Regions from separate parts of the Homo sapiens genome. Here region 2 is linked to region 1. Evidence: read pairs that join two places in POLR2A ChIA-PET (ENCODE). Cell type or tissue: GM12878. All regions are shown on one strand. Each heading gives the region's core, and the rest is flanking DNA. Links, peaks and the distances in the headings are about the cores only. Region 1 overlaps HECW1 (HECT, C2 and WW domain containing E3 ubiquitin protein ligase 1). Region 2 overlaps COA1 (cytochrome c oxidase assembly factor 1).

Region 1 (5,384 bases), core at 194-5,193:
CTGTCTAACAACATTATAACCCAGATATAATGTTATTATTACAACATTATAACCCACATACTGAGTTATCCTACTTTTACAGATGAGGAAAATGAGGTGCAGACATAAACAAAGCCACAGAGATAGTCGAGGACCAGGTAGGAATAGGAACCCAGGTATCATGGCTCTATCATCAGGATCTAGCCCCCATTCAAAGGCAAAGTCAGATATATAATTGGTCAAATTAAAATACAATGTGACCAATGCTGTGCATACCTCTATTATAGTGCTTATCACATTGTATTGTAATAATGAGGTACAAGGAACTTTGGAAAAATGAATGAGAATAATTGGCTGGCAGAGAAGAGGAGTGGGGAATTCTAGATGGAGGGCCCAGCATTCACAGCAGATGTCAGTTTGGTGTGGCCTCAGAAGAGAGAAAGAGGCTGGAAAGGCATCCTGGTGTCGGGTAGGGAAAAGCATTTGATGGCATTCCCAGGCGTTTGGGTTTTGTCATGAAGATGACAATGACAGGGAGCCAGGCATTTCATTAGTAAAGGAAGAGCCTGATCAGATCTTTATTAAACTCAGAAAGTCAACTCTGGTTACAAGTGGAAGATGAACTGGAGTGGGCAATAGGGGTGTCATTTAAGAGGCTAGTGAAATAGTTGTAGGAAGAGATATTAAAGAATCAAAATAGGGCAGAAGCAGTAGAAATGGAAAGATTTTTCAGAAGGAGCATGAACAAATGAATGAACAAAACTTGGTGATAGATTATAAATGGTGGGAAGTTAAGTATATGACAGGCTAAATAGCTTGAAATGACACTGGTGAGCACCTAAAATTCTACCAAATACTTATCAGTGCAAAGACACCTTTTTAAAAATCAACCTACCATTCCTTCTTTATGTAGTACCCTCTATTTTAAATGATACTTCTTTATAATCTGAATTAGCCAGATTATAGTAGCACACTCCCAGATGCTGTGAGATATGTTATTTCAACATTTTTAATATTTACCAAAACTTTGTGTCATTGGAAACTCTTCACTTACTTGCTGCAAAATTATATATAAGAAACTACCAAGTTAAAATGCTCGCATATTTTGAATGGAGGCATAAAAAACAAAACTATAAATGAATTGTGAAAGGTCCAAATTTATTTTTATGTCTAATACAATGCATGAATATTGCAAATGCATATAGTTTCAAACTATTATGTTTATATAGGAAAGATTCACATTTAAGTTCAAACATTCCCTTCTCTAAGGGTCTTTCCTGAGCACTCAATTTAAAATAGTGCATCCATTTATAATTTTCCAACTTAACATCTTACTTTAATATATTGACTGAATTTATCACTATAAAAAGTATTAATATGTTTATAATTCGTTGTCGTTTCTTCCCGAAAATGTAAGCCCAGTGAGACCAGAGTCTTGGCTGTAGCTTTCCTAGTCACATACTTGGCGCTCAGTAAATATGTGTGGAAGGAAGGAAGGAAAAAAAGAAAGGAGGGAGGGAAGAAGACAGGCTGGACAGATAGACGGATGGTTGAGTGGAAGGATGGATGGACGGATGGAATACTTCTCAGGTAAAACTTCTTGGTTAATGAGAATTTTTATCTCATTTCAATTTTTAGTTCAGAATATTTAAACTAAAATAAAATAAATAAAAACAGTAAAAATAAATAAGTAAATTTGGAGCCTCTCACTCATTGTTGAGTGTCATTTAAGCTCCTACCAACTATTCTCTCTGAAATCACCACTGGAAATTCTTTTTGTCCCAATCATTCTGAATGTCACTTTTCCTGGAGCAAATCTGAGATGCCCTAAAAGTCTGAACAACTGAAATAGGTGAGTTCCTTCTCTATTCCTAGGAAGAATACCAGCGCCTCAGACACATTTTCTTTGTCTTAAGTACAGTCATGTGTCAGTTAACGACAGGGATACCTCTGAGAAATGCATCACTAAGCAATTTTATCATTGCGTGAACATCATAGAGTGGAATTACACAAACCTAGATGGCAGAGCCTACCTCACACCTATGCTCTATGCTATAGCCTATTGCTCCTGGGCAACAAACCTGCACAACATGTTACTGTACTGAATACCTTAGGCAACTGTAACACAATAGCAAGTATTTGTGTATCTCAACATAGCTAAACATAGAAAAAGTACAGTAAAATTATTGTATAGAAGATAAGAAATGGTACACCTGTATAGGGCAGCTCCGTTATAATCTTTTGAGACCGCCGTTGTATATGTGGTCTGTCATTAACTGAAATGTGGTTATGTGGCCTATGCTTGTGCTAACATGTATCATTTTAAGAAACGACTACGTTATGAGTCACTCTTTACATAATTGTCAGTGTGAGAAGGATTTTCAGGGCCAGATTTCAGATTTGATGCTGTTAATCAGTTTCTCTGCAGCCACCAAAATGTCTGTGAGCTCATTTATGTCTGTGGTGGTGACGAATCTAACCTTACAGTTGTCACAATCAGACATTTTACCACCTCTCAAACCAAAATTTCCAAGAGGATCCCAAGGCCCTTTGCTAACTGCAAAATAAACAGACTCCCCTGCCCCCTTCTGCCCCAGCCCCGACCTCTCTCCCTTCCCAAGCAGATACTACCTGGGTGGTAAAAATCTTCTGTTTTCAGGTCTTTAGCAAGGGGAAGTGGGGGAGGAGGGAAGCTCTTTTGTGCATGTTTAGAGTTTGGCCAAGTGGGTAAGTGGGTATTAAGTGTAATTGTAGAGTTTTATGGAACTTAAGAAGTCCCGGATAACACATTTTAAATATCCCTTGCTACATCTGCAGAGTCTTGAATTAGTAGGTAGAAACCACAACATTATGAGATCCCACTGGGTGTCTCATGGCCCTTCAACCTCCCAGGGCCCTCCTGACAAAAGAGCTCAGTGTGGACTTTTGATCTGAGTTTAAGATCAGGTAAGCCCCAGCCCCAGCCCTACCCCTAACAACAGCCCCTGGGTTCTTTCACGAACACCTACAAGAGCTTTGCTGACCCCATCTCTGGCTGAATCTCAGTAGCCTCCCTATCAATTCTCAAAGAAGATGTGGAGCAAAAGTTAGATGAGAAGTCACCATAGAATGTACGGGATTGGTTGGGATTCTGCCTGTCCTATTTCTGAACCCAGCTTTCTTCAGAATGTGTGAGAAACTTCCAGTAGGAAAAGAATTAACTATTTAGTTAATGATGCCAGTACTGTAACTGGGTATGCAACCAAAAGAAAATTATGTTAGATTCCTCTCTACTTTGAAAATACGTGAAAAAAAGGAATGAAATTTCTTCAGGAAAATCTAGGTGAATTTATGCATATGCTAGAACATAAAAATTATTGAGAACATAAAATGAACTCAAGAAACCTTGAGTGGTAGAGACCTTTTTAGAGACAATCTTTTTAATCAACAACTAGAATCTATAAAAGAAAAGAAAGGCCGGGCACAGTGGCTCACACCTCTAATTCCAACACTTTAGGAGGCCAAGGCGGGTGGATCACTTGAGGTCAGGAGTTTGAGACCATCCTGGCCAACATGGTGAAACCCCATCTCTACTAAAAAATACAAAAATTAACCAGGCCTAGTGGCACATGCCTGTAATCCCAGCTACTCAGGAGGCTGAGGCAGGAGAATTGCTTGAACCCAGGTAGCAAAGGTTGCAGTGGGCCTGGATTGCGCCACTGCACTCCAGCCTGGGCAACAGAGTGAGACACCATCTCAAAAAAAAAAAACGTATTTGAATATATAAAAGTTAAAATACTTTCTGACAAAAATACCATAAACAAGGTCAAAAGACAAGCTTTGATCTTGAAAATTAATCTTTGCAACTCAAGAAAATCAGAGGTTGAAAATCTGTAATACAAATTTCAAAGAGCTCTTGCAACTTGAAAAAAAGAGGAGATACAACCCTGGGAAAACTGGTAAAGAATATGAAAAAGTTGGTCAGAGAAGAACAAATTCAAATGATTGATAAACCCATTAAAAAATGTCAACTTTTCCAGTGGTGAAGGAAATGAAAACTAAGGTAACAATGATATATCACCTTATAACGATCAAATTGCCAAAAATTGAAGAGTTATTTATTTTTGGAGGGGACATAAGTAAAAGGATGCTTTCATGCATTGTTGGTAGAAACATGCATGAAAGCAATTTTATAGCCTTTCAGGGGGGAATGCAATCCACAATATAAACTAAAATTTTTAAAACCCCTATACCCTTTAGCCCATAAAGTTATCTCATAGAAACAAAAGCACTAATATTCAGTACTTTTGTAATAACAGGTAATATTTATTGAGCCCTTATTATGGGCCAGGTATTTTTGCAAAGGCTCAACATGAATTACATAACCTAGTATAATCCTCTATTTTACAAATGAGGAAACTCATACCCATAGAGGTTTAAACTTGCCCAATACAAGAGCTAGTAAGTGACAGAGGTAGGGAGCAATCACATGCAGTCTGACTCTAGAGTGCAGACTTTTTTTTTTTTTAGACAGAGTCTTGCTCTGTCACCAGGCTGGAGTGCAATGGCACGATCTTGGCTCACTGCAACCTCCACCTTCCTGGTTCAAGCGATTCTCCTGCCTCAGCCTCCTGAGTAGCTGGGACTACAGGCGCCCACTATCACACCCGGCTAATTTTTGTATTTTTAGTAGAGACGGGGTTTCACTATTTTGGCCAGGCTGGTCTCAAACTCCTGACTTCATGATTGGCCCGTCTCGGCCTCCCAAAGTGCTGGGATTACAGGCGTGAGCCACCGCGCCTGGCCTAGTGCAGACTTTTAAAAGCTATGCTGGACTGCCGCACAAAACACCCAGGTGTGTTTATTTCAGCATTGTTTGTAAAGACACAAACCTAGAAGCAATGCAAATGTCCATCGGCAGGGGAATGGTTAAATGTATTACAGCAGATCCACACTGCACAGTCATATGAGGCATAAAAAAGACTGAATTAGAACCTTACCAGGTGATAGAGAAAGATTTCCTCAAGATATTGTTGAGAGAAGAAAAGCAGAAAAGCATGAAAAACGCAATTCAAAAACTGAAAAATAGTAACCCCAAGCCTGTGTGTATGTAGCTAGAGATATGTAAATATAAATATATTAGTATGTGATTATATGATTCAGATAAAAAATATGGAAGGGCACATTTTAGATTATCAATATGTGTCACAGGAGATGAGCCGAGGTAACAGGAGCCAGCCATGCCAGGAGAAGCCAAAGTCTATATAAAAATTACATCTGTGGGTAAAAAATAAATAAATCTCTTACAGCCAAGATGCCATTTGGTAAAAATGTCTTAGCTTAATTATTAGTGGTAAACAAATGTCTTAGATATGCATTCATCAATGCACTATTCTTATCACCTAAGGACTTGATGCTGGGTTCTA
Region 2 (5,384 bases), core at 289-5,288, 170 kb after region 1:
GAACTGTAAGTCCAATTAAACCTCTTTTTGTTCCAAGTTTTGGGTATGTCTTTATCAGCAGCATGAAAACAAACTAATACGGACAGGAGTATGAAGCAGAAGGAGCCTTGATATATCAGAGCTCCACTATGACATAAGACTAAGTCATCAAATTCCTAAAGTAATTAATGTATGCAATTAATGCTTATGCCTCAGAAAACAAAAGATTCAAATACAACTTGAATATTTTTATGATAAAAAAACTTTCATTGAAGAGATTTTTTCCATATTATTAATAGTATATAGTTGTTTTATAGTTAAGTATTATGTACCCTCAGAAGCCCCTGTTTGTTTCTTCTGTATTCCATAACTTTATCAAATGTATCACTATTTGCTCAGTCTTCCAGGATTAAAAACCTCTTTATCACACTTTCTTCATTAGTCAGGATCAGGTTCAGCTGCATGCAGCCACATAAGACAAGAACAAAAACAGACAAAAGCAATGGCTTATACAAGATAGAAAGTGAATGTATCCTCATAAAAAAAAAATAGTCCAGATATAGTCAGTCCAGTGTATAGTTTCATAACGTCAGGGGCTCTTTCCATCTTAATGACCTGTCATTCTCAAAATGCACCTTCCACTTCCAGGCCCAAAATGGCTGTTTGAGCTCCTGCCATCAAATGTACATAATAGCCAGTAGGAAAGAGGTAAAGCAGGGCTCAGTCCTTTCAATAATACTTTCTAGAATTTTCACAATGCTTCAACTTTCACTAATCTTAATATAGTGATATGGCTACATCTTGCTACAAAAAGAACTTAAAAATGTAATCTTTTTTTTCACAGAGCAACAATGTGCCCAGCTACAAATTACGATTCTATCACACAAAAAAGAAGAAAAGGGAAGCTGAGATTGGCTCACAGTCTGTGTTATTTCTCTCTAACCCCACGTATTTAAATCTTCTCAGTTCATCATAATTTAACTAAACCAACCCAATAAGAAGTTATATTCACACAACCATCACCTTTGCCTGGATAATAGCATCCTAACTGAGCTCCTTGACCCAGATAGAAATGAGTGATTCCATTTGAGCACAGAAACTCAGGAACAATACAAACTGCCTTAAGCATGGAAAGAGTCATGTGAGTGGGAAGCACCATGCCTTCTCCTTCAGGCTCATATAGGCTGTATTAGCAAAGGAGGAACTCTCCATTCAACCATGTAAATGTATTAAGGCAAGGCAGAGACTGACTGTAATCTGGTATGTGTGTGTTTGTGGAGAATCTTGCTGGCATTCAGTGGTCAGAAATGAGGGGTCTCACAGGGCAGGAAATCAGTCCCTGTGTCAAAAAAACACTTCTCAGCAGGCAGAATGTTTGGCTAGAATTTTTTTTTTAACTGTCAACCCAGAAGTCTACGCCCAGCCACAAATACCTTCAAAAAATGAAGGCAAAATAAATACTTTCCAGACAAACAAAAGCTCAGAGAATTCACTGAAAGCAGACTTGTACTATGAGAAATGTGGATAAATGTTAAAAGGCATATTTTCTCATTTTTAAGCTCTTTAAAAGTTAATGACTAAAGCAAACCTGGTAATGTATTATGGGGTTTATAACACATAGTAATAAAATATGTGACAAATAGCACAAGGGACAGGGGGTTAGAATGGAAGTATGTTGTTGTAAGGTTCTTGTATGAAATAGTGTATTACTTAAATGTAATGGCATATTACTTAAATGTAGACTATGATAAGCTTAGAGACATATAACCCTAGAGTAATCACTAAAAATAAAACAAAAGGCACAGCTTATAAACCAATAATGGAGATAAAATGAAATCACTAAAAATACTAATTCAAAAGGTTTTTAAAAACTGAAAAGAGAAACAAAGACAGATGGGACACATAGAAAACAAAGATGAAGATGGTAGACTTAAACCTGAACATATTGATAATTAAATGTAAATTGTCTGCAAGAATGGCCATAATCAAAAAATAAAATAATAATAATAGATGTTGGTGTGGATGCAGTGAAAAGGGAACACTTTTACACTGTTGGTGGGAATGTAAATTAGTACAACCACTATGAAAAACAGTGTGAAGATTCCTTAAAGAACTAAAAGCAACCTACCATTTGATCCACAATCCCACTACTAGGTATCTACCCAGAGGAAAAGAGGTCCTTATACAAAAAAGATACTTGCACAAACATAGTTTATATTATAACAGCACAATTTGCAATTGCAAAACTATGGAACCAGCCCAAATGCCGATCAACGAGTGGATAAAGAAAATGTGGTATATACATATATATGTATGTACAGACACACATATATATACACACACACACATATATACACACACACACATATATGTATATACACACATACATATATACACCATGGAATACTACTCAGCCATAAAAATGAATGAAATAATTGCATTCGCAGCAACCTGGATGGAACTGAAGACTATTATTCTAAGTGAAGTAACTCAGGAACGGAAAACCAAACATTGTATGTTCTCACTCATATGTGGGAGCTAAGTTATGAGGATGCAAAGGCACCTGTTCCCAAAAACCTATTGAAATAGAAAAATAAATTAAAAAAAAATAATGTAAATTGTCTAAACACTATGACTAAAAGGCAGAGATTGTCCTAATGAATAAAGGGGGAAAAAAGCAAGACTCATTGATACACTGCCTGTAAGAATTAGTTGGTCTAACACAGACTAATGTCTCTCAGATCTACAAACATATGGAATATCCTCTTCCCTATAACTGGAAAATTAATGGACAGTGCAAGAAGGAGGGCCCTACAAGAGAATCAAGAAATTCATCATCAGGCCAGGGATGGTGGCTCACACCTGTAATCTCAGCTCTTTGGGAAGCTAAGGCAGGAGACTCACTTGAGGCCAGGAGTTAAAGACCAGCCTGGGCAATATAGCGAGACCTCATCACTACAAAAAAAAAAAAAAAAAAAAAAACAAAAAGAAAAGAAAATTGGCCAGGCGCAGTAGTACATGCCTATATATAGTCCAGCTACTCTGGAGGCTGCAGTGGAAGGATTGCTCCCTGAGGCCAGGAGTTTGGGGCTGCAGTGAGCGATAATCATGCCACTGCATTCCAGCCTGGGTGACAAAGCAAGACCTTGACTCAAAAAAAGAAAGAAAGAAAAGAAAGAAAGAAAGAAAGAAAGAAAGAAAGAAAGAAAGAAAGAAAGAAAGAAAGAAAGAAAGAGAAAGAGAGAGAGGGAGGGAGGGAGGGAGGGAGGGAGGGAGGGAGGGAGGAAGGAAGGAAGGAAGGAAGGAAGGAAGGAAGGAAGAAAGAAAAAGAAAGAAAGAAAGAAAGAAAGAAAGAAAGAAAGAAAGAAAGAAAGAAAGAAAGAAATTATCATCAATATAACATTTTCCTGTCCAGAAGTAAACAAATGCAGAAAGTCAGAATCATGAATTCTACCCTTCTAGTAGCTCTAACATATAGTCTGCTGAGGAGACAAACTCTGGGTGAATTTAAGCCTCCCAGTCACATAAAAAATTACACTAGACCTCAGCAAGATGGCAGAATAAGAGGACACCTGCTCTATCCTCTGACAAGAATTCTGCATCCATCCACAGAAAAAAGTCTCTCTGTGAGAACCTCAGGATTCAGGTAGGCAGTTATGAAACCAAGGTAGAGCCCAAGACCTAGGAAGGCTATTCTGAAAGTGTAGGTCAGCACTCAGGTAGCAGACCTGCTGACTGTGCTCCCGGGTTCAAACTCAGAAACAGCCCCATTCCCAAAGGGTTTGGCTACAGCCGTTTGGCCCAGAGCCTGCAACCAAAATCATCTGCCCAGGTGTCCAGGAGGAATCGCACCCACTTGTGCCTCAGCAAAGGCTCATCTGCATACCAACATCAGTCTCAGCAGTGGACCTGGAAGTTACCCTGTAACTTGGTTCAAGCTCCCCTCAGCTGTGGCCCCCAGCTTAGTATGGTTCACACAAAGACCCAGAGAGAGATAACCCCCATATCTCACAGCCTGGGAATTATCCAACCATCTGATCCTCTGTGATGGGCCTGCTAGCCTCTGTCCCACATTTGATCCTGAGAGAAATTTATAATCACCAAGTTAATAAAAGTTCCTTTTAAAAATCAAACTTTCCTGGGCCAGGCGCAGTGGCTCATGCCTGTAATCCCAACACTCTAAGAGGCCGAGGCAGGCAGATCACTTAAGACCAGGAGTTCAAGACCAGCCTACGCAACATGGTGAAGCCATGTATCTACAAAAAATACAAATCTTAGCCGGGCACGATGGCAGCGCCTGTGGTCTCAGCTACTTGGGAGGCTGAGCTGGGAAGATCGATTGAGCCCAGGAGGTCAAGGCTACAGCAAGCCATGATCTCGTCACTGCACTACAGCCTAGGCAACACAGCAAGACCCTGTCTTAAAAAACAAAACAACAACAACAACAAAAAAAAAACCACCTTCCCCAGCAGAAAGGACAGTGGACAGAAAGGGGCACAAGTGCAACTTCTGGCTATTAGAAATGTTCTCATTTCATGATGTACAGATGTGTATTTTTCAGTATTCATGTAATACTTCAATAAAAAGCTCAAACCAAAATAAACAACAAATCAAACATTTACCAACAGAAAAAAGAGTCATGAGTATGACTAGGCAATTCACAAGATAGGAAATCCAAAGATCCAAAGGACCAATAAACTTTGTAAAGATGCCCCACCCCTCCCAAACCCCTTTCCCTATATCCTCAGAAATGCATGTCCATCATTCCCAACTACTCAACCTCTTTTCTGAAGGTTCCTGCTTGGGATACAACCCTGACTTAAATGTAATGGCATATTATAATCACCTGGGAGTTTTTTAAAAATAAATTATCTATGTCCAAGCTCCACCTCAGACTGAGTCAGAATGTCCAGGGGCTAGGACTGGGAAATGGTACGTTTACAAGCCCTCCCCTGCAATTTTAATGTACAACCAGGGCTGAGAGCCACTTCCAACTGAAACCTGGCTCTCCACTGCAGCCTTATTCAGCCACAGCTGTCTTCTCTCTTACATCCCTCTTCCCAGCAGGCCTGGAGACAGGGCAGGTGTTCTCGTTTCTCACTGCCATTTCCAAATCACTATCTCATCTACCTCCCTAAGATCCCAGCTTCAAGTCTTATATCATCACTGCACCCATCCCTAATCCACCTTGTGGCAGGATTAGGATACCCCCAACCTTAATCCTTAAAGATTTTAGCTCCTGGCTATGACACTCTCTCCAACATTGTTCTTGTCAAATGCATACTGATTTTAATATCTGTAGAGATCATCCTTGACCTCATCCTCTCCTCCCATAATCCAGTACTCCACTTGACCTCGGCGGTTCATTCCCACAATCATACCCCAGAACTTGTCATTACCAATAG

The links. ChIA-PET counts read pairs that join two places held together with the same protein. Peaks named below come from ENCODE experiments on the same cell type or tissue, not always from the same donor. Only the 100,000 strongest peaks of a DNase experiment are listed, where the experiment ranks them.
Region 2: POLR2A ChIA-PET joins it to region 1 with 7 read pairs; 2 of 35 experiments call an interaction of 5 or more read pairs at or near these places.

The regions. Positions count from the first base shown.
Region 1 is chr7:43,514,780-43,520,163 of GRCh38, forward strand. The region is part of intron 24 of HECW1 (HECT, C2 and WW domain containing E3 ubiquitin protein ligase 1); the gene reads left to right. The region is part of intron 1 of LUARIS (lncRNA upregulator of antiviral response interferon signaling); the gene reads right to left. Among named protein-coding and RNA genes, the nearest start is that of LUARIS, 5.1 kb to the right of the region's middle. In GM12878, for the core only: no CTCF peak of the experiment used is centred there; a DNase peak (open chromatin) is centred at 2,342.
Region 2 is chr7:43,688,117-43,693,500 of GRCh38, forward strand. All of the region lies in intron 1 of COA1 (cytochrome c oxidase assembly factor 1), which reads right to left. Among named protein-coding and RNA genes, the nearest start is that of COA1, 39 kb to the right of the region's middle. In GM12878, for the core only: no CTCF peak of the experiment used is centred there; no DNase peak of the experiment used is centred there; H3K27ac peaks cover 300 bases.